3 separate regions of the Mus musculus genome follow, and all the other regions are linked to region 3. A link is a loop called in an ENCODE intact Hi-C map of the cell type or tissue named here. Cell type or tissue: heart. All regions are shown on one strand.

Evidence for each region. Hi-C counts contacts between places; a loop is a spot of excess contacts. Peaks named below come from ENCODE experiments on the same cell type or tissue, not always from the same donor. Only the 100,000 strongest peaks of a DNase experiment are listed, where the experiment ranks them.
Region 1: a loop joins it to region 3, with 2.4 times the contacts of the local background. A loop is called at or near these places in 8 of 42 quality-filtered maps.
Region 2: a loop joins it to region 3, with 7 times the contacts of the local background. A loop is called at or near these places in 2 of 42 quality-filtered maps.

Annotation. Positions count from the first base shown.
Region 1 is chr11:84,814,534-84,822,533 of GRCm38, forward strand. It overlaps Mrm1 (mitochondrial rRNA methyltransferase 1), which reads right to left and starts at 4,982. Exons shown (of 5, transcript NM_145433.1): 1 at 4,304-4,982; 2 at 4,067-4,160; 3 at 375-507; 4 at 156-275. The coding sequence starts at 4,839. It overlaps Dhrs11 (dehydrogenase/reductase (SDR family) member 11), which reads right to left. Exons shown (of 7, transcript NM_177564.5): 4 at 7,778-7,907; 5 at 7,132-7,224; 6 at 6,870-6,935; 7 at 6,195-6,768. The coding sequence ends at 6,727. In heart, CTCF peaks have their summits at 2,993 (motif pointing right) and 3,678 (motif pointing left); DNase peaks (open chromatin) are centred at 2,677, 3,818, 4,268, 4,998 and 2 weaker places; H3K4me3 peaks cover 2,217 bases; H3K27ac peaks cover 3,528 bases; H3K27me3 peaks cover 1,398 bases.
Region 2 is chr11:84,123,486-84,131,485 of GRCm38, forward strand. It overlaps Tada2a (transcriptional adaptor 2A), which reads right to left and starts at 6,083. Exons shown (of 16, transcript NM_172562.3): 1 at 6,052-6,083; 2 at 3,503-3,610. The coding sequence starts at 3,527. It also overlaps a transcript of Acaca not described here. In heart, a CTCF peak has its summit at 4,671 (motif pointing right); a DNase peak (open chromatin) is centred at 5,956; H3K4me3 peaks cover 1,832 bases; H3K27ac peaks cover 1,256 bases.
Region 3 is chr11:84,509,797-84,517,796 of GRCm38, forward strand. Aatf (apoptosis antagonizing transcription factor) reads right to left here and starts at 3,705. Exons shown (of 13, transcript NM_019816.1): 1 at 3,496-3,705; 2 at 2,345-2,533; 3 at 1,687-1,782; 4 at 403-621. The coding sequence starts at 3,586. In heart, no CTCF peak of the experiment used is centred here; a DNase peak (open chromatin) is centred at 3,805; H3K4me3 peaks cover 1,999 bases; H3K27ac peaks cover 1,699 bases; H3K27me3 peaks cover 2,987 bases.

The DNA.
Region 1 (8,000 bases), 300 kb after region 3:
GTTACAACACAGGCAGGGCACGCTTGCTTTACACACACAAGGGAAGCACAGAGCGGGAAGCTTGTTCAGGTTAAATCAATCAGAAAACGGGAGGGGAGGGGAGGGGAGGGGAGGGAAGGGGAGGGGAGGGAAGGGGAGGGGAGGGGTAGACTCACCTGTGGCCACAGATACATTCAAGGACTCAAGACCAGGAGGCAGGTGGCGTCTGGGCAGAATAGTAAGGAGCAGCTGGCAGGAGGCAAAAACCTCCTGGGACAGACCAGAGCCCTCACTGCCTGCAGAACACGAGACAGTATTAGCCAGATGTCCACATGCAAATGATGTCCACATGCAGATGACATCAGCAAATATAAAAGCAGGTATACCCTACCTACCCAGCACCAGGAGGGTAGGCCGGTCCCAGACGAACTCTAAGCAGCTAGTGATGGGGACCTTGGAGGACTGGGAGATCTCAGGACCTGGGCAGCCCACTGTGCCCACCACGAGCCACCCCTGCTGGGCCTTGGCCTAGAAGAGGAAAGAAAATGCCATGTGCTGGTGCACCGAATCTTCATCAGAGCTACACGGTCAAGGACAGGTCCAGCCTTGCACACGCACATTCACTGAGAAATGTCTTCAACTTAGGAAGTCAGCCAGGACCTCTACCTGGTCTGGATTTGCTCTGGGCACTAAGGTCAAGAACATACAGACTAAAATCCCAGCTGTGGGACACAGTGATGGTAGAAGTCCCCTTTGAAGCGATGGCAAAAAGACGGGTCTGAAGATAACTAACGAGTAAGTTCTCATAGACAGTGGGAGAAGGTTACAGACTTCCAGGAAGATCTGCAAGTATGGAGGCACGAAGACCCCACCCACCTGTCATACCTAAAGACTATTAAGTTGGCCAGTGGCAGGACAATGATCACATAGGGTTAGGTCTCAAGGGTCACTGGAAACATAGGGCTTTTATACTAATAAAAAAAGCTTTGAACAGTTGTCTTAGTTTTTAAGATATGAGCTCATGAGCTGGAGAGATGGCTCAGTGGTTTAGAGCACTAACTGCTCTTTCAGAGGTCCTGAATTCAATTTCAAGCAACCACACCATGGCTCACAACCATCTGTAATGGGATCTGATGCTCGCTTCTGGGGTGTCTGAAGAGAGTGACAGTGTACTCATATACATCATATATATATATATCTCCCAGGCTGGCCTGAACCCATGGTGATCTTCCTGTCTTAAGTTTCTCAATCAAGTACTGGGATTACAAGTATGAACCACAGACCTAGTGCTTTGAAAGGTTATGAGCCAAGTGACGCAGTGTGACTCGGGCCTCAGCAGAATCATTATGCCTGCCATGCTGAGGCCCAAGCCCCAGTCCAGGGAGCTGGGGACTCCGACAAGGGTAGCAGAGGAAACAGTGAGAAATGGGGATGGTGTGACAGTAACTCCAAGGACAAGGATCTGGGGACATAGCTGTGGGATCAAGAAGTCAGAGGTAATGTCTGGGCTGGACAACTGAGCTGGGCAGGTCCTAGAAAAACAGATAGCCATGGTCAGACCTGGAAACAAGGAGTCTGAAATGCCCACTGTGGGAGCGGAGGGAGAGAGCTGTGTAGCAGAGGAGTGGAGTAATCTGGAACTGGGGAATGGAAAGTCAGGAGTACCCTTTTTCTTTTTCTCTCTGCCCTTTCCCCCCTCCCCTTTCCCCATGGCCACTTCCCTGGCCTTGGTCCTTGGGGACAGTGAACTCAAAATAAACCTGCCTTTAATTTAAAAAAAAAAAAAGAAGAAGAAGAAGAAAGAAAGTCAGGAGTTTAAATGTGACAGTGATGGGGGAGGTGGTGGTGGCGGCACACAACTTTAATCCCGGCACTTGGAAGGCAGGCAGGTTCCTGTGAGTTCAAGGCCAGGCTGATCTACAGAGTGAGTTTCAGGACAGCCAAGGATACACAAAGAAACCCCATCTCTAAATAAATATATAAATAAATAAATAAATAGATAATGGCAAGAAAGAACCAACTCCAGAGAGTTGTTCTCTGACCTCTACATGCACACACACTGTAGCACACATACCCAACACACACACACACACACATATATGTATATATATGAACTTGAGACACTGAAACAGGAGGATTGTGAATCATGAATCTGAGGTTGGCTACATAGCCGATCCTTTTCTCAAAAAGCCAATACAAGGGAATAAATGAAGCTAGGCAACTAGATTAGGGGGGAAAAATTAAGCCAATTTACACAAAAGAGATCCAAGGCCTGAGACTTGGAACATGACAGTGTTTGGAGGTCATGGGATCAAAGAGAATTCACTGGAGATGCCTACAGGAGAGTGCAGAGGCAAAGGGACGGCCAGGGGGAGTGGGTGAGGCTGTGACTCACGGACAATGTGTCTGCCTAGTGTAAGCTGAGTTTGATTGCTGAAAAAAAAGGTGATTAAAAACAAAACAAGACAAAATCAGAATGACCATATGTGCTAGATGCTGTAGACCTGTCAAGTACCTGAGAACTAAGAATGGACCTTTGAAGCAACATGAAGGATACTGTGACTGTCCGGGGCTTTGATGGGGTACGAAGGGAAGGTTCTGATTAACATGAGGTCAGATGAACACAGAAGACTCTTGGCATGCTGCAGTGGGGCTGGTATCGATGGAGCAGGCTTTGGTAGGCAGTGGGTGGGGCACAGGGCTGGCTGCTGCCTCCAGCTCTTCCCCAGTAACCAGGGGAAACAATTCTGTGGCCCAATGCTGGCAGGGAGTGTGGGGTGTGAGGAGAGAACTCCACTTCCCACCAGTCTCGGACAGTTCCTCAGAAGGGGGGCTGCCTGTGAGATGAAGCCAGACATGCTTCTAGACATGTGCTGGTCAATATGAAAATCTCAGAGCACACCAAGCCACTTCCTACAGATTTTAACTTTGTCTTCTTGTTTTGTTTTGTTTTTTACATGAGAGTTAAACTGCATGTAAGTGTACACACCACATGTGATCGATGCCTAGGGAGGCCAGAAGAGGGCACCAGATCCCTTGGAACTGGAGTCATAGATGGCAGTGAGCCACCACGTGGGTGCTGGGAATCCTCTGAGAGAGCAGTCGGTGCTCTTAACTGTTCCACCATTTCTCCAGCCCTACTACACGTGACTATTAAGGATTGAAATATGGCTATTCCAAATTGAGATGTATTATGTATAAGCATTTTAAAACGGGATTTAAGCCGGGCATGATGGCACACAACTTAAGGAGGTTAACACAGGAGGATTTCTGAGGGATCTGAGGCCAGCCTGGGCCACACAATAACCTGTCTCATTTTTTTTTTCACTAATATTTAAAATGTATGTTTTAATGATAATACTTGTGGTATATTGGATACAATCATGTTTCTTTTTAGTTTTCTAGATTTGTTGTTGTCTTGTTTTGTTAAGACTGGGTAGCCCAGACTGGACTTGAAATAAACGATCTTCCTGTGTCCACCTCTTAAAAGCTGGAATTATAGATATGTGTCATCACGCCTGCATGGTTACTGGAAAAATCTGAAATTAGACATATGGCTTGAATATAAGTTTATCAGGCAGCTTTCTTCAGCCTCTTTTCAAGGTTATTTTCTCACTGAGGGATGAGGGTGGGGACAGGGGAAGGATAGAGGGTGGAGGGACTGCCAAATGCGGGGCAATGCTGCCCCCTAGAGTCTAGCTAGGAAACACACAGCTAAAGAACACTAAAGCTCGCCCCTTGGAAAGCCTTGTTTAAATCGCTTTGAAGTTGAGCTTCCGGGTACCCACGACTCCAGTCCACCAGCTCCCTGGAGTACTGCTGAAGTCCCACGGTTGTCAGACATTGACTTGCCGACACAGGTGGCCATGGCGTGTAGTAAATGAGACGAGGAAATCCCTAACTTCAGACGATGCTCTATTTAAAAGGCCCTGGGATCTTTCCTGGTGGGACTTAGAAGGTCGTAGGAATCAATGCCACCACGTCCCTTCTCTTCCTCCTCCCCCAATCCACTGCGTTGGAGATAGCTTTAACATCCCTAACTAGAGTCATCGCCTCCGCCTCTTCTTCCCCTCTCGCCCCATTTTACCTGCAAAAAACCGGGCAGGTCAGGAGTGGCGAACACGTCCATCACCTCCATAGCCCCAGCGCTGGCCTTGCTGACTACTGGAGTAAGCGGACAGCTGCAAAGGATCCCCACGATCCGTGTTAAAACCAGAAAATCTCTAGCCCCGCGCCCTACACACCCCGGGGCTCCCCGCCCAGTGCTTAGGAGCTTGGCTCCGCCTCCAGATTGGGCGTAAACTGAATTAAGGGACGTCCGTGCCTGTTTCTCTGGCTGGTGATGACTCTGTCTACGCCGAGGAAGTGAGCGGAGCGCATCACAGCCCCAAGATTGCGGGGATCCTGGAGCCCCTCAAGGACGAGCCACAGCTGCTGAGGGTCGTCGCCTGAGCTCGTGTCTGCCGCCTCATCGCAAGGCCGGGGTCGCAGCGGGCTCACCTCCATGCACACGCCCTGGTGCACTTGGTAGCCGCACAAGGCATCCAGTTTCTGACGCCTGGGCCTCAAGACAGGGATGCCCCGAGCCTCGGCCACCCGGAGCAGCTCGGCTCGCTCCCCCTGCAGCCCAGCCTTACCGGCCTGGAGCAGGAGCCGGGCCACGCGCCGACGGGCAGCCCGCAAGGCCAGGAGGCATGGGGACAAGCCAAATAGACGTTCCAGCCGCTGGGCCGGCGCCAGGTCATCCAGAAGCAAGCGACTCAGCTCCTCCCCGCCAGGCCGTTCCCCGCGCCGAGCCACCGAGGAGAAATGGCGGGCAATCAGGCGACTGAAGCACCCGACCGTCCAGAGTCGCCGCATTGCTCCAGCAGCGCCCGAGACTCCACTGACAGACAGCTGGGGAGGACCCGTTGACCTCCCACACTTCGTCCCCTCACAAGGACTGCCCACAACCTGACCCTCGAGCCAAGACAGTCACCTCCCAGCCTCCCACGTGGGTCCCCAGCTTCCGGGTTCTGGAGGCCCAGCCCCCTGTCCGATGACGCACATGTGCGCTTGGCGGCAACCACGTCTCCACTGCACCCCCTACAGGAGTGAGTCGCACTGCCTCCGCTGACGCAGGCGAGCCTAGAGGCTGTGCTGGTGCTGAGCTAACCTTGGACTGCTCCCGGGTGAAGGAAGAAGTTAGAAGGCGTTCACCTGCTCGTCCTCAAAGACCACCGCATGTCAGTGGTTTGGCCATCTGTTCAATCCTCAGTCTTGGAGCCATCCTACATCCTGGCACAATGTCATAGTTGGGACTTTCTCCCAGAAGCATATCCTGTCAGACCCTCAGCACCAGCCAGCAGAACCCCTAGAATATTTCCCATCTCCCGAAAGCCCCAACGAGCCTACGGTATTTCTGCTGACAAGCAGCCGATGCCCTTGGCCCATGGTAATTCTACGACTTCCTTGCTCACTGCCCAGACTGGCTCTTTTCAGCCTAGTCTTTTAAAATATCTTTTTAAACCTTTTCCCTTTTCCTAATGATTCCTTTTTTTTTTTAATGTGCATTGTTGTTTTGCCTGCATGTACATCTATGAAGGTGTTGGATCCCCAAGAACTGAAGTTACAGTTGTGGGTGCTGGGAATTGTACCAGGGTTCTCTGGAAGAGCAGCCAGTGCTCTTAACATTTGAGCCATTTCTCCAGCCCCCACCCCCTCTTTTTTAAAATCAATGTCTCACTAAGCAGCCCTCATGGATGGCCTGAAACTCGTTGTGTAGCCCAGGCTGGCCTCAAATCCACAGAGGTCTCCCTGCTTCTGCTTCTCAAATGTTGGGATTAAAGGTGTGCAATAGTATTAGTATACCTGGCTCCAACTTATTTTTCAAAATTCTTTCACATGTGCGGGCATATTGTTTGTCCGTGTGGCTGTGCACCACATGTGTGCCTGGTGGCCCAGCGAGAGAGAGGAGGATGTAGGACTCCCTGGGACTGGAATCAACATGGGTCCTCTAGAGCAGCAGTGGATGTACTTAATTATGTATTTTGGGGACATTTGTATCCTTGGCTCCTATGGCTGGCCTGGAACTAACCATCTCCTGTGCCCACTCCAGAAGTGATGTTCCGAATCTACCCACCTTCCTAGCTACCTGGAAGGAATTCTGAGACACCAACCACACTGATCACCAGGAAGGGGGGAAAAAACTGAAAGATACTTCTGAAGGTAGAGTAGGTTGTAATCTCTCTCTTTAATTGTTACAGTGAAATGTAGTAGGAGACAGACCCTGATACTCTGTAGCCGTGGTAAGGACCCCAGGGTGAGGGCCAAAACTTGGCTGGAGAGCTGGGGGGGGGGGAGGCAGGAGGGTTGGGAAGGGAACCTGGAACCCTGGACAACCACACAGGTAAAAGATGAGGTCTCTGCTGCTCCAACCCTAAGGGGTGGGGGGTAGGGTGTAAGAGGATAGAGCAATGCCCCTTCTAGGTACATCCCTTTCCTAGGTCAAAAGGAAGAGGCACAGGAGAGCAAAGGTTACGGAGCCCCAAGAGGACTCAGAAGAAGTTAGATAGAACAGTCGAGATTCTGTCTTCTCTTCCCGGCCCAGTTTTTCACATTTGTAATGGGAATAGTCTGACAAGCTGTCTATCCCTTAGTGGGGTGGACATAGAAAGTAAGCTGCAGAGTCCAGAAATCAACACCTAAAATCCAGAGGCAGGAGGCGAGCCGTGAAGGGTGGAGAAGGTAGGATCTCCCCACAGAACACTAGGTCACCTGCTCTGTGGGCCTCATCTGGATGTCACCAACCTGTGGAGAGCGGAGGGTTTGAGGCAGCCACCTGCTTAGATACTCCCTGCTGGGCACGGTTAAGCTCTTGCTAGTGGGTAGGCAGCCAAGACCATACTTACCTGAACATGTGGGGGTGTGCTAAGAACGTAGATGACAGCCTCAGCCACGTCCTCTGGTCTGAGACACTGAAAGCAGGGGTGGGGGGTTGTTGAGACAAGAGTAGACCTGACCCTGACCTAAGTTCCTTCCCCGCCTCTGAGGGACTCTAACATCCATCTGCATTCCCATCCCAGCCCTCCAGGAGTGACAAGCACAGCAGAGGGTACAGTTTGAGGGAACTTAAGGACTGAGTGGCTTTCATAGGCCCAGAAGGAGACCCACCTTTATGTGTTCATAGGTGGCAGCTGCTTCCCCCGGGTCCTTGTCATGGAGTTTGAAGGCGAACTGTGTCTCTACCAAGCCTGGAGAGATACACTGGGCCAACAGAGGTCCTGCTCAGCCTGGGCTTTATAGGCCTTGAGGAGGTTGAGGGGAAAGGATCAAGGCCACAGGGCTCCTGCTTCACAGTGACATCTGCCTCATGTCCTCAACTATCCTCCTCCTTCCAAAGTCACCACTGAGAGTTCCAACTGGCAACTCTCACAAGACCCTGCACTACGCATGGAGGGAGCCCTTCCTCTATGTTTCATTAATGCTTTATAAAGTGTTCCTTAAAGCATCATTCCATTTCACAGATGTGAAGACTGAGGCTTAGGGAGGTTCAGTGATTTACCCAGAGTCCTGTGGTTTTCTAGGGAAGAGCCAAGAGTGCTGGTATCACAGTCACTGTGTGATTTCCCTTAGTCCCTCTCCCCCTCAAATCGTAAGTCCGGCCCTTGGCTTTGAGGTGACAGTCCCTGTAATGAGCAGCAGCGCCCAGGACTTTTTCACTGTTGAGCGCAGAGTCTCTCAGCAAGTCTCCCTGGGCACTCGCAGGCAGGAGGGCTGGGCCCACGCCATTCCCACCAGGGCTAGACCACAGCCTCACCGTGGCCCGGATATGGGTCTGGGCCTCCAGAAGCTCTTGCCTGAGTCCCTCTGTCAGTGCAGTGACGGCATACTTAGTCGCACTATAGAAATGGATCACAGACTGGGGTGGGACTCGGTGGCCACACATGCTGGGTGGAAGAAGGGGAAGGGAGAGAGGAGAGAGTGAAGTTCCACAGGCACGGGCAGTGCTCCCATTATCCTGGTCTGCTGGAAACCTTGTC
Region 2 (8,000 bases), 390 kb before region 3:
CCTATGCGTAAGTAGCTGACTGCTTATGTCATCATGATGTCTCCTACAGCTTTAATGTCCTGCCCCCATCCTTCCACCCCCATATTTTTATCTCAAGATTGAATTCTCTAACTCAATCTATCCCTTTAACTGAAGGCAATCCTTCTGCCTCAGTCTCCCAAGTGTTGGGATTACAAGTATGTGCCATCACTCTAGTAGTAGTAATATCTTTAAAACTTCTTGATACACTTGCTATTTTACTATAAACTATATTGTTTCATTATAAATTACTCCACATATTATGGAATTATTTTTATTTTTGAAATCATGTACCTACTTATTCCATTTTCAACTAATCAGAGACTTAAAAATATAAAATGAATGTAATTTGGTCTAAAAGGTTGAGAAATAATCTAACCAGTTCTCTTCTAGTAGCTCTGTATGCATTTATGACATCTACATTTTGTTACTTTATCAGTATCTTTGATATGCGCGCGCACACACACACACACACACACACACAAAACACTTCACATTCCTCTCTCCACGTATTTTCCTAAAACTCGACTTATTGAGTGCACAAAGGGACTGATCAAGGATTTTGAGGGTTTATTGACTTTGATTACTTTATTTACTCACTTTGTGTATATGTGTAGGCATGAATGTTCCATAGAGTATGTAACTCCCAACCACTGTGGGGGATCTGACACCTCTGCCTGGGCCTCCATGCCCACACTCACTATATCAATACACACATAATTAAAAACAACAAAAATAAATTCAAAATTCAGAAAAAAAAATTTTAAAAGAATATGACTAAATTGGTCAGCTGATAGTGGTGTGTGCCTTTAGTGCCAGAACTTGGAAGGCAGAGATGTGAATTTGAGGCCAGCCTTGTCTACAGAGTGAGTTCCAGGACAGTCAGGGTTACACAGAGAAACCTTGCCCAGAAAACACAAAAACAAAATAACAAAATATGTGGGTAAGTCAATAAAAATACTATAAGTGGGCTGGAGAGAAGGCTTAGAGGTTCAGAGCATATAGTCCTCTTAAAGTCTGGTTCCTACAACAGCCTGTGACATAAGTTTCATGGGGTCTTGACACTTTCTTCTGGCTTCCTCAGACACCTGCACACACATATACATACTTACATCCATACACACACTCGCGTGCGTGCGTGCGTGCACGCACACACACGAAACACACACAAACTATTAAAAACTAAATCTTTGGGGTTGGAGAAATAGCTCAGCAGTTAACAGCGGTGGCTGTTCTTCCAGAGAATCAGGGTCCGATTCCCAACATCCATACGGCAGCTCACACCATCTGTTACTCCCTCTTTTGGCCTCGAAAGGCATCCGTATGCATGTGCAGCAGACATATGAGAAGGCAAAACACTCATACACATAAAATAATAAAAATTTTAAAATGAAATAAAAATAAATCTTACAAGCAAAACTCCTATAAACAGGGTTAGACTGGCTCGGTGCTTGAGAGCGTTTGCCACTCTCACAGAAGACCTGGGTTCTGTTCCCAGGACCCACAAATCTATAACGCCAGTTTCAGGTGACCCCAAATCCTTTTACAGCCTTCACGGGTGCCTGCAAACATGTGATACAAATAAACTCACAGAGACAAACACACAGACACATAAGTAAATCTTTACAAAGCAAAAACATTATACACAAAGTCGAAAAAGCAAGCACATTGGAAGAAAGTATTTGCAAATTCATGGGAGAAAAAAAGTTGAAATTCTTCTTTAATTTTTAATCTTGATTTTTATGTGTACGAGTGTTCTGGTTACCTCAATGTTCATATAGCATGCACATGCAATACTTGTAGAATCCAAGAGGTGTCTGGTCCCCTGGGATTGGAGTTATAAATAATTGTGAGCCCTCATGTAGGTAATGGTGACTGGACTCAGGCTCTCTGGAAGAGCAGTCAGTGATCGTAACCACTGAGCCTCTCTCTAGCAACTGAAATTCTTATTCTATAAAGATATTCCTGAGGCCCCAAGTTTGAGTCACACCATCAAAGGGAGACATAAAACGGAAGAACCACGTGGTTGTTGTGGACCACACTTGTAAATCCTGGGGGAGACCTTCAAGACCTGCCTAAGCTACAGATCAAGTTCTATGCCAACCAGGGCTATACAATAAGACCCTGCCTCAAAAAAGCCAAACAGAACAAAACAAAGCCAGGAACAGTGAGTGGTGCGTTCCTAGAGTCCTAAGTACTGGGACGACGAGGCTGAGAGACTCATTTAAGAATCAGAACTTGGCGGAAAAAAAAAAAAAAATTCTGACCTTGAAACCAGCCTCAGCAGCAAAGTGAGAATTCACCTGGAGAATAAAAAATAAGTAAAACAGAGCTGGGAAGGGAAGGAGACAAAAGGAAGACAAAAATGGTCTTCAACAGGGGGACGACACTAATATGGAACTTCTCACTCCAGGTGAGAACACAGTTCCAAGCCTGAACCTTTGCAGCAATGACTGCGGCAAACAGGGCAGGGAGGAATGCACAACAGCACAGCTCATTTGGAGGGGAATTTAGGAAGAGAGAAATGAAACTACAAATCATTATTATTATTTGTGGGGTTTTTTTGCTTGTTTATTTCTTAGGCAGGATCTCAGTATGTAGGCCAGGCTTGACTGGAACTCATTATGTGGATCAGACTGGTCTTGAACTCACAAAGATCGCCTACCCTATGCCTCCTGAGTGCTGGGATTAAAGGAATGTGGCATGATGACAGGCCCTAACAATTGTTTTAAAGGGTGGGAATAGCAGGGAGGGAGTGGCCTTTAATCCTGGACTTGGGAGGCTGAGGCAGACATGTTACCAAGCAGAAGCCAGCCTGATCTACAGAGAGTTCCAGGACAGCTTCAGTTCCACAGAGAAACCTTGTCTTGAAAGACAAGAGGTGGGAATACTTTCAGTTTACACTTGGAACATTAGTCAGATGAAAATATAGAACTAGATGTGTCCAAGATTCTAACTTTCTGAATATACGGAGGGAAGATGCAGAGTGCCTCTGATACAACGACAGGAACCAAATCCTAACAACATACTTCTGGGTCTTACTAATGAACATCAACTTTATGACTGTGCGTGTGTGTATGTGTCTGTTGTGTGCACTGCCCAATTTTGTGATCTCTAATTTCTTTGAAATCCAATGATGGTACAAGCCTGAAATCCCAGCACTTGATGAATAAGTAGTTTAAGGTCATCCTTAGCTACAAAGCCAGTTCCAGGCCAGCCAGTCTACATGAGACCCTGGGCTCAAAATAAACACGTCTATTTCCTGATCAACCATATGGTGACTGGTTCACTCAGCTTGGCTTTTTTCTAAAGTGATGAAGCTGTGCCACATTCAGTAGGCAAACAACAGACCGGTCTTGCCTGACTTTACTTTTATGTGCTATTCCTAATTCCTTCAGGCATTATCAAAGGCGCTGCTTCCCTGATCAACCTCTACTTTAGGTGGCTATTTATTGTCACTTGAGACTTGTCCCACTGTACTTACTGCTAAAGGAACCCAAACGGTCCATCCTCTAGCTGACTGATGGCTGCTTGATCTCCCTTGATGTAGAGTTTCAAGACTTCAGACGTTGCCAAACAATCCCACGATCCCCTAAGAACAAAGAGAAGATGCACACAGATCAGAAACCAGTCCAAGGTATATTTTGGCAACCCGACACGGCAACTGTGTGGTTGCCAACCACAACACTCAGACCCCCCCCCTCGCTCACAGAATGTGAAGTGCAGCCTCCTTACAGAACCTGGAACTTGCTGGTATGGTGGTATTCACCTTTAATCCTAGTACCCAGGAAGCAAAAGAAAATAGGTCTCTGGTTCAAGACCAGCCTGGTCTACATGAAGAGTTCGGAGCCAGCTACATAGTGAGATCCTGTCTCAAAAAATAAATTGGATTTTATTACTGGAAACTAAGGAATCCTACCCAACATATGCGGATCAGTAACTTACTCCTTCAGACAGGAGGACTTCAATGTCATCCCTGGCTATCTTGGACTGCTTGAAACTCATGGTGGTGCACACCTTTGATCCCAGCACTCAGGAACCACAGACAGCCTACTCTACAGAGTGAGCTCTAGGACAGGCAGGCAGGGCAACATAGAGAGACCCTGTCTTAGAGGGGAAAAAGGAAAGAAAACCCAAGCCAAAACAAAGCAAATACCAATTTGGACAAATAAATGTTAGTTTTATAAAAGGCTAATTCAGCCGGGCAGTGGTGGCACATGCCTTTAATCCCAGCACTTGGGAGGCAGAGGCAAGTGGATTTCTGAGTTCAAGGCCAGCCTGGTCTACAGAGCTAGGACCACACAGAGAAACCCTGTCTCGGGCTGGAGAGATGGTTCAGTGGTTAAGAGCACTGACTGTTCTTCCGAAGGTCCTGAGTTCAAATCCCAGCAACCACATGGTGGCTCACAACCACCCATAATGAGATCTGACGCCCTCTCCTGGTGCATCTGAAGACAGCTACAGTGTACTCACATATAATAAAATAAAATAAATAAATCTTAAAAAAAAAAGAAACCCTGTCTCAGGGGGTGGGGGACAAACAAACAAACAAAACAAAAGGCTAATTCACCTTCATTTCTCCTGAAATAGATTTTTCTTTTTTTTTTTCCTTAAGATTTATTTATTTATTATCTGTAAGTACACTGTAGCTGCCTTCAGACACTCCAGAAGAGGGCGCTTGCTACGGATGGTCGTGAGCCACCACGTGGTTGCTGGGAATTGAACTCAGGACCTTCTGAAGAGCAGTCAGTGGTCTTAACCTCTGAGCCATCTCTCCAGCCCCCCCCCCTTTTGTTTTTAAAGATTTATTTATTTTATTTATATGAGTACATTGTAGCTGTCCTTAGACCCACCAGAAGGCATCAGATCCCATTACAGATGGCTGTGAGCCACCGTGTGGTTGCTGGGATTTGAACTCGGAACCTCTGGAAGCGCAGCCAGTGCTCTTAACCGCTGAGCCATCTCTCCAACCAAAATAGGTTTTTCACGTTGACATTTTTAGCTTGGGGACTGACATACAAAGTATATGCAATGCTTAGATAAGAAGGCTGAGGGTCAAACTTTAGGCTATTTTGGGTAGGGGTGAGTTTTTACTCTATTTCCAAGAAAAATGATCTTTGAAGAACGTTGTGGCTCAGTAGTTCAGTTGTAGGGTGTTTTAGCAAGGATGCTTTATATTCACACTCCAGCATCCATTGAGCAAACAAACCCAGTACTCCAGAGGTACAGACAGTACGATCAGTTCATGGAAACTCTTGGCTACATTAAGTTCAAGGTTAGCCCAAGATACATGAGGCTGACTAAAAAAAAAAATTAATTAAAAAAAAAATTAACAAAGGCATATGTCAGGTACTAAATGTAATCTTAGTACGGGGACTATATCTTGGAATCCTAACAATCTCCTGACATAGGCTGTTTTCCCCAAGAAAATGAAGCGCTAAAGATTGGGGTATTTGCACAATGTTTTTACAGCCTGGTGAACAGCAGGGCTCTATCAAGACCTTTACAGTGGCAAAGATTCTACAGTACGTTCTGACAAACACTTCACATTGCAAAGCACAATGCTGCAGAAAGCAAAATCCTCCTTCCTCTCCTTCCTTAGAAGACCACGCAGTGACACTAACATCCTTGAGAGATGGGCTACATTTAAATTAATTACAAGAGGGATCAGGGAAGGCATGGAGGGGCAGGATCCCATGAGCACAGGGGAGCCGCGGGCTTGGCAGTTGTGCAGTTAACATCCTTAGAGCTGCACGGTCTTGGGCAGGTCACTGTAGCCGGGCCTCGACCGCAAAACAGTGCTAAACACTGGGGCGCGGAGACCCACGTGGGGGTTCGGCGGGTCAGGTGGGCCGGGGCCGTGCTCCACCGCCCAGCCGGGAATACGGAGCTGCGGCACCGCCAGCCGCCGGGGGGAGGGGCTCGGGACTCGCCCGGCCGCGCCAACCTCCCCCGCCGCGTGGCCCCGCCGCGCCAGCCGGCACCTCGTGACCCCGCGTGCCCTCGCTCCCGCCGCTCGGCCCCGCGCCTCACCTCGCCACGTCCCGCACCTCGGCGCCGAAGAGCCCGCCGCTGCGCGCGCTGTGCAGACTCTGCGTGCGCGCCGCGGCCTGCGTGCGCGGCCTCGACTCACGTGCGCGGTCCCGTGCCGCGAGCACGCCGAGGCGGTCCCGCCTCCTCCAGTCTGGCAGCGGGCGGGTCCCGGTGGCGCCGCCCCGGGATGGGGAGCGTGGTACCTGGCTGCTAGTCGGTGGGCTCTGAAGTCTGACCTGCTGTCACTTTCTCCGTCGCCACAAGCGGCCCGGTGGCATGTGCTAAGGCGGCTTCCGCTGTTTCAGTCTAGATTTTTTTCTTAACAGTCCCATTCCAATTCTTTTGCAAGCAAAGAAACTGAGGCTGCCCAGGCTCTGGACTGGAGGATGACGAGCCCCGGGCGCATCATGCCACTCATGGATTACCCGGACTGAATGACTTGAGGGGTGAAGAGGGTCCTTTTTATTCTGATGCTTCTGGGACGTCGAAATTGCCTTCTCTGGAAAGACCCATCCCCTGCCTGGGCTTCAGAGGCCCACATGGAAACGCAGTGATGATGTGGTGGTCCACTCTGATGTCACTCTTGAGGGCTAGGTATGTCCCAACATCTCTTATTACTAATAGTATAGATTCTTATAAGAGCTTCCATTTGTGGAGTCCTTCAATACTGCATGCCAGGCATTGTACAAAGCGGGTTACACATAAGGGTTCGTCTAAAACAACTTTCTGAGGGAGGCACTGTTACTGTCCTCATGGTCCAGCATTGAAATATATAACTTAGGATCACAGTGCTACCAAGTGTTGGGGAAGAGCTCTATTCCAACCCATGGCTTGATCTTAACTATTATGCTGTATATCTATTTAAAAATCTGTTTCATAGATTTGCCCAATTTCTGTTGGAATTCATTTATACGATATCTGCCCGTGTGGCATCTTGATTTGTTTTTTGGTACACAGGTAATATAAGTCTATTGTTAAAATAAAAATAAAATCTGCAGCTGGGTGCAATTAGTGGCTCACATCTGTGATCTCAACACTTGGAGAGTGCAGGACAATTGCTTTGAGATTGAGATCAATCTGGGCTACAGAGTAAGAGATCTGTCTCAAAAAAAAAAAGAGTAGTAAAGAAAAAACATTAAAAATTCACATGTGAAAGTCATCCCCACCACGTTAAATAAACAGTTGATGCTATAGAGTACTTCACATTTACTGACTCTCCAAATCCATTCATTTCACAAAAGCACAACGAACAGCCACTTCCCTGGGTGCTGAGAATTTGGTAGTGAGCGAAGTATATGCTCTTGCACATAAGGTTTGTGTATTTTATATATAAGCAATAAAATATAAGTATGTTGCATATTAATATATAAGTAACAAATATTTTTAAATGCCTCATAATGTGGTTTTATGGGAAATAAATCAGGATCCAGATATAACAGTGATAGATTTTCTTTTAGTCAGGATAGGGAAGAAAGGCTTCCTAGCAGACATAACACACAAGAGGAAATCCAATTATTGAATGAGAAACAGAAGCTTCCAGATTTCTAGAGAGAACCATAGATGAGACTCAGCAGGTACGGTGGCCCTGGTGCGTGGCTTTGATAGGCATGGAGAAGAAGAAGCAAGAAGGTCAGAGTGGCTGGAGCAGATCCAAGTAAAGAGATTTGATGGAAAACAGCCTGGACCCAGGTCCCACATCACTTGGTAAACTTTGGTTGGATTTTTTTATTTCACTGGGATATGATAGAATTCCATGAAGGGTAGACATCAATGTATTTAAGAAAAGAATAGTGGCTCATGCCTGTAATGCCAGCACACAGGAGGTCAGCCTACGCAAAAAATTCCAGTTCAGTCCGGTGCATGTGACCCTGACTCAAAAAATGGATAAATTAAAATGTCCAATGTCTGGAAAAACCAAAAAAATAAAAAATAAAATGTCCAAGAGGGAT
Region 3 (8,000 bases):
CTGAAGAAAAAAGTCAAAGAGACCCCATCTCAGGATCAGGAAGTCTTTCTGGGCTGGGCACTGAAGAAGGACAAGAACACCAGTTTCTAAGCAGCATACTTTATGACTTTCTCGTGGCATACAAACGTTCTTCATGCTACGAAATAAAGTCTCTGTCTTGGATGGAAATACTTGCTATGAAAGAGGAAACTCTGGCAACATGAGAGAATACTCTCCTGTCCGGTCTCCCACAAGGACTAGTGCAGAACCTGATAAGCAGCTATAGGAACTAGGATGCAGGCCTCTGGTTAATCGAGGCAGGTCAAACTGGAAGGACACTGGAGAAACAGAACAACTACATCTAAAGAGCAGACTAATGCAGAAACTCGGAAAAGCAAGCAAGTAACAAAAGCAAACACACACCTATCTGATTCTTCACAGCTCTTCCTTTTTCCACTTCCTCAGAAACTTTGACACTGGAGAAGGCTGCCACCACACCATCATCTTCACTGTTCCTGTCTTCTTCTCTGTCTTCCTCATCCTCACCTTCTAAGTCCTCCTCAACATCTTCTGAGAACTCTTCCAGGCCCAGGCCCTCTGAATCCCCATCTTCAGATCCTCCCTCATCAGATATTTTGTTGTCTAAATCATGAGGAAAAAAAAAATGGGGGAAAGGAGTTACCTAGAGAAAAATATCAGGCCACATCTTTCATTCCAGTTAATCTGTGGGAGCTTATATGACAGAACAATCATGTTATTGTGCTCTATTCAACTGCACAAACTTCCTACGTTTCTATCATCTCTAAAATGCTAAAGGAAAACAAACAAAGCATGAGTCCTGGTAGCCTGAAACACACTATGTAGACAAAGCCTGATAAGCTCCTCCAACTATATCAAGGACTGGATCATACATATCATAACCTGAATGACAGATCCTTGGATATTATCAGTAGATTCTCAACATAGCTCCACTGACCTCCCTAAAACAAATTGCATCCTCTCGATATCCATATCTAGAGACTTCTTCCACCTTGAGAAATGTACTACTGCTTAAAACTATAAGCTAGGGGGCTGGAGAGATGGCTCAGCGGTTAAGAACACTGACTGCTCTTCTGAAGGTCATGAGTTCAATTCCCAGCAACCATATGGTGGCTCACAACCATCCGTAACAAGATCTGGCGCCTTTTCTGGAGTGTCTGAGGACAGCTACAGTGTACTTACATATAATAAATAAATAAATCTTAAAAAAAAAAAAAAGTCACACTGTTTAAAAAAAAAAAAAAAAAAAAAACTATAAGCTAATTCTTTCTCGGGAAAGATTGGAAGCATTATGTTATCATTTACAATGACAAAAGGCCAGTTTCACGAGTAACTAATACACAGGAAATCAATAAAAGACCTGAAAAACAAAAAGAGTCAAAATATAAAACGCACCATGGGCATGTGAACTTTTTTAACCACACAGCTCTGTCAATACCCATTATGCTCTGCCCAGTTTCCCCCTCATTTCAGGGTGAGCCACTAACCTGAACTTGGTAACCTCGAGTGTTAGGTTTCTGTTTGTCTGTTTGTTTTTTAAGACAGGGTCTCAGGTGTAGCACATGCTAGTGCAGAACTTACTGTGTAGCTCAGGCTGGCCTTGAACTCCTGATTCCCCTGCTTCAGTCTCTCCTAATTCTGAGATAAAAGAACTATCCTCGCCCTCACCTTCTAAGTCTTCGTCAACATCTTCTGAGATCTCCTCCAGGCCCAGGCCCTCTGAATCCCCATCTTCAGATCCTCCCTCATCAGATGCTTCGTTATCTAAATTATAAGGGGAAAAAAGGGGAAAGGAGTTACCTAGAGAAAAATACCAGGCCACATCTTTCATTCCAGTTAATCTGTGGGAGCTTATATGACAGAACAAACATGTTATTGTGCTCTATTCAACTGCACGAACTCACTACGTTTCTATCATCTCTAAAACGCTAACAGGAAACAAAGCCTAACTGGGCTTTAGCATCCTTTTTTTTTTTAAAGAATTATTTATTTATTTTATGTTTATGTAGCTGTCTCCACACACACCGGAATAGGGCATCGGATCCCATTACAGATGGTTATGAGCCACCATGTGGTTGCTGGGAATCAAACTCAGGACCTCTGGAAGAGCAGTCAGTGCTCTTAACCACGGAGCCATCTCTCCAGCCCTTTAGCATCCTTTTTAAAGTAACATGCTGACCTCTAAGGCCCTTCCAAGTACCAATTCAATGGTCTCTCCTAAATTAAGTGGAGACCCACAGACTTCCAGAAAGAATCCAGAAACAAAACAGTTTAACCATACAGAACTAAGCCAAGAGAAGAGTTTGGGGTGAAAATGTCTACTCACCAGATGAACTTGGCAGAGCCTGCTCCCAATGGTCTTCTTTCCAAGCTTTCCTAGAAGTGGTCTTGCCAGAATACCTTTTGTCGGTGTCCAAGAGGGAGACTGGTGCCAACTTTCTAATGCTACTCACTGCCAGATCATCTTTCTCCTCTTCCCCTTCATCAAACCTGTCAATCACTCTGGCTCTAGTGGCTGTTGGGGAGGGAGAAAAATAGAATCTTAGGTTAGAAAAATACTTTAACAGGAACCCACTTAAGCCATTTCAACCCCACACCCCACCTTCCTGTACTAGGTGAGTACTCTTAGTACTGGGCTCCACCCCAGCCCTTGATTCATTGTGTCCTCTATAACATAACATAACTAACTTACAGGAATAGGGAGTTGACTTCTGGTTTCTAAGGAGACTGCTGTCATATTGCTATCTATTTCTAAACAGAGAGCTAACTCCCTGCAACTACTAGGAGACATGTTTTTATGCCTTGGAACTTATAAATCTAGGAACGTATAAATCTGATTCTTCCTTGCTTTTCCATGGTGTTTTTTATTGTTTTTCTTTTTCAGAGGTTCTGAAAATTAAATCCAGTGCATCAAGTGTTATCGGCTACATGCCCAGGGTCCTTAATTCTTCCTCAATATGTGACAGTCATTGGGTGCTATAGACACTCATGACACCCCTCCAGTTGTCTTTCTCACACCTCCCTGACCCAAGTCTAAAGCACAATTACTCCCAGCCGGTCTCAGAACAGGTTTATGAAGAATCAGTCTGTCATCAGAATGTGGACAAATGGCTTAAGGCCTAAATAAACATGGCTAAACAGCATCGGGTAATCATTTTCATTCTCATGAAGATTTTAGAAGCAGTCAGTTTCAAACACACAAAAACCTGAAACTCATCAGGCTTCTTTCTCCTTTCGAAGGTAATACCAAGAAAAGTGGCATCCTAAACTGCTGCCAGCCGGCTGCCTGCAACTCCCCGCCAGGGTCCTGATGTCCCGCCCACCCCCAGAGTCTAGAATGCTGGATTACTGCTCACGCCACCCTCCCAAGAGACAATTTTCCCCCAGCGAAAAGGGAAGGCGAGCAGGTCCAAGCACCAGCGGCCCTTGAAGTCGGAGCCACTGCTCTGCACGTGGTTAGCCCCAGTCAGGCCTCACCCTCCTCCGGGTCGGCCTCAGGATCCGCCTCACGCGGTCTCGGATTCAGCAACTGTTCCAGCTGCAGAGCCAAGGGCTGCGGCGCCGCCATGGTCACCAGGTCACTGCCGGCGCTGCGCTCGTGAACCTGCACTGCAGCCCGAGCCCCCCGGCCCGACACTCGCAGCAGTGGCGCTACGGCCCAGACTCTACTTGGCAACTCAAGGCGGAGACCTCGCGGAGGCGGCGTTTAGAATCCCAGTAGGCAACTTCCGGGAGGCGCGCGCGCGCCGGAGGGGCGGGGCGTCGCGTCACCACTGGGCTGCTAAGCTGAGACGCAGGCGCCCGAAACCGTGGCAGGGTTGCGAGCCGCCCGAACGCGCGTGCGCCGGAGGCCCCTCGGACGCGCGGCGCGGGAGCGCGCCGGAGCACGTGACCGCTTGGAGCGAGAAAGGTTGATTGTGCTCTGAGCTGCCAGGGTCCCCTAAGCACGAAATAACGCCTCGAGCTTTGTGCGAGCTTGGTTTAGGAATTAAGCGTAAAGTAGCTGTGGCTGCTGGTGGCTGGCTGGTTTGTGAAAGGGAGTGAAGGATAAGCCTCTCAAACCTCAGGTACACACTCGAGCAAGCACAGACCCGGGACTCAAAACGGGGCTTTTCTCAGGGTAGAGGAGCCTGCGGCCAGGCACACAGCTTCGGGCCAGGATCTGAGAGGCCTGCGTGTGTTAAGTGTGCGGCGAGGTGCGATCTTTATTGATAGAAATAATTAGGAATCGCGATGGTTGTACCACAAATCAAGATTGTTTCTGTAGCTTCTTGTACCCTCTTGCCTGGGCAATCACAGGGAGGGGCAGGGGGGTAGAATTACTCTACTACAGAAGCGTTGATATTAACAGCTTTTCTGTTCAAAGATGGAGTGACTCAGTCAGACCCCCGAAACTAGTGAAGATGGGAGAAGAGAAACCCTTCACTCAGTTCTGGTATTAGATGGCCAGACTCAAAATACACAAAGACCTTAATGTGATAAATGTAATTGCACCCAGGCCCATGAAGCTATGCCATCACTTTGCATTCGTTTTTCTTTTCATGGAGCATCCCTTGACGCCCACTACTGTGGCAAGCACTGCTAGATGAAATATAGGATGTGTAAGTTAGACTCTCTCTCCACACAGTGACCAGTCTAGAAGGGCAGGAAACATGAACTGCACCGAGGAATGACAAATTTGAGTGTAAAGTGGTCTGTCTATACTGATCTGTTGGAGGTCTTCCTCCATGGAGACCTAGAATCTACTATAACAGGAAAGCTGCCTCAGAAGAATCCAGAAAAAAAAAAAAAAGAAAAAACGACTTGAATAATAGACACTGTGTCCATGCCTGTTTGTATGTTAAGACAGTCTCTTGCCTCCTACACATCATGTAATTGAAGATGACCCTGAATTTCTTGACCCTCCTGTCTCCACTGGGATTAGAGACATGTGCCTGCCACTACACCCTGTTTATTTAGAGCTAGGGGCTGAACCCAGAGTGTTCTGTACACTAAGCAGGAGCTCTTCCAGTTCTAAGTCCCCAGGCCAGTGCCATTTTTTAAGTATACTCCAGGCCAGCTGGATCCCAAAGCCAGCAACGTAGGCAACTGGTAGCTCCCCAGTAGAATCCACTGGAAGACAATTCAGACACCCTCAGATTCAGGTAGATTTCCGAATTTAAGAAATTTAAGAGATTTCTACTTTCTTGTGGCATGTCTCATGTTCCTGTCCTAACTGGTCCTTGAGTGAAGATGACCAAGCCTAGACAATAGAAAAAAAAAAAGCAACTGTTTTAGGGTAAAGCCTTTCAGACGTGGAGAGCCAAAGAATGTCAGACTAGGCGAAGACTCAGGCGAAGAAAATTGCTGTATGGCTGAGAGTAGTTTAGAGAGCTTGTTCTTTAAGGTCCTCTCCGCTGCGCTTGCAGTCGAGTCTGTGTTAGAGCCTCCATAGCAAAACATGTTCTCTATGAGGTGCAGTAGCCTTGGGCACAGAGAACAAAAATGTTCTCCTACCCCACACTTAGTAAATTCTATTCTCCTAGATCCTCCTCCCTCATTATTTCAGGTGCTTAGAAACCTGCCCTTTAAGGTGAGGAGAACAGGGTGGAAAGAGAAAAGGAAGCAGGGCAGAGCCCACCTTGAAGCTGTTGTGCATACAGGACACTGTTGGCCTGTGTGAGGCAGATCTGAGCAAACAGTGTAAGGTACAGGTGCCCCGAGCCTGCTTACCAATGCTCCCTCTCCTGTCTGCTCCTGACTTGGGAACCCATTTTTTTTTTTTAGGAAGTAGTCACATATACCCCAACCACCACCCTCCCAATTGCTTTCCTACCCCAGGAATCTTCTTCCTGGAAGGGAGGACAGAGGAAGAATGGTAGAGCTTAAGATGCAATTAAGGGAAGTGAAGACATGAGCGAGGGAGAGACCACTCAAAGCTCAGGAGCTCCTTCTTTCTTGAATGGCAGGTAAAGGACTCCAGCGGGGAGTGCTACTGGACTTGGAGGGCCAGTAAAGGGCAGTGGAGCTTCCGGAAGAAGTTTCAACCTCTTAAGTGTAGGATGGTGAACAGATGGGCTGTGCAGAAAGGGGCTTAAAAGTGAGCAATCTGCCCTGCGGAGAAAAGACAGGGGTTTGGGGTTCACCTCCCTCTTATCTGCTCCCTGAACTGCGAAGTGGCAGGAATAGCCATGGGTGGGCAGAGGTGACTAAATTGGACACCTCCCTCCGATGGCCAGAAACAGCTAGTTTAGAGAAACCAGGTTCTGACCTGTCTGTCTTCCTAAACAGCATCAACCTCAGGCCCATCCCCGTTGTTGACAGGACCTGTCCTGGGTCTGCACTAATTTGCCTGCCTTCTTGCAATGGCCATACATCAAAACAAGCTGCTAAGGGGATAAGTTGAGTCTGTGAGCTTTGAGATTCTCAGCTTAGATGGCAGCTCTCTGAGGCTGGAATCCTGACTGCAAGTGCTTTAGAGGCACAGAGGTAGAGGTTTTAAGATAGCTTGGGGACAGAAAAGTGCTTGCCAAATTCTGCTATGGGGAGACTGCCCTCCCAGATAGCAGGGGTCGACAGAGGACCAAAAGACACTTCCTGTCATTCTCTCTCTCTCTCTCTCCCAGGGGCTCCGCGTGGGAAAGGTTCGTGTGGGAAAGGTTTGCTGGGCCAGAGGTGCGAAGCAGAGGTGAATGCGACCCAACCCCTGCTATCTGTTTACCTGTCCCGGTATTCGCTGGGTTTCACAATGACCCGCAGAGGGAAAAGACCGAGCCACCACCTCGGAGTTAGAATTGAATCTACACCGCCTGCCCAATTCTTAAAGCGGTTCTTATCAAATACTCCAATAGCACAATAAAGCTGCTAAATAATTCAGCACCCTTGATAGGAAAATGCCACTTCCCGAGATGAGCATAGGTTCAGCTAAATGAATGCCTTTAAGTGGGAGGGTTCCAGGGTTGGTGGCTGTAATGAGTGTGGGTTCTGATTTAATGTATATAAATGCTAAAAGAAAAAAACCACAGAGACCATTATTGCATATTAAGAAAATGCGCTGTTTGCCACGGTTAGGCTAGGAGTTTCCAAAGTCTCCCTTATATTTCATAAATTTTTGTTTCTGAAAGAACACTGCCAGATCCCTCCCTGGTTGTCGTTAGTTAGATAAGCCATCATAGGAGGGCAATGAAATATAGCTTACTCTAAAGCCATCTCTACGGGAAAGATAAACTTGGCTGTGTCTTAACAAAAATGCAAACAGCGCTAGAAATTGCACACAATTTAATGCAAAATGCTTGATTTTTTTAAAAAATAAAATAAAATAAGGAATAATCCAGGCTGAAATCTAGCCGCTATGATAAAGAACCCTTGGGACCCTGATATTAAAACTCTAACACTCACACATTATTTTCACAGAAGAAAACACTCACATGTCTTCCATTTCTAATGACAGTTTGGGTGGGAGCTAACTATTCTCAGGCCCTCTCTATTGCAACTTGATTTCTCTATTGGTCATTTTTGTTCCTCTTCTGCAGAAACTTAATATGTATCTTATGCCAGGCAAAATCGTTTCCCTTCTGGGGAACTTCAAACGTAGCAAATACTATAAAAATAACAATTTCATATCAGTTCTGTGAAAAGGATTAAAGGATCTCATTTCTAGTTATATTTTATATTCATTTTCGGGTTATCTTTCAACCCACCAAATTAGAAAGCAGGATTATCTATGGAAAATGAATTGAAGCTGTAAAAGACTAGTCTAACTGTATTTACAAGTATCTGACATCCACAAGCTTGGCTTTGCCAGTATAGGGAGGAGCTGGGGTGTGTTGTGTTTGGGCTCTCTCCCCTAATCACAGACCCGCACCACTCAGTTGCAGGGTGTTTTTGGTTTTTTTTTTTTTAAGCCATGGATTTGATTCCTATTTCCAATTCTATATTAACTTATCAGCAAACATCTCTTCAACTGTATCAGTTAAGCCCAGAGAATGCAAATCTGTATTTAA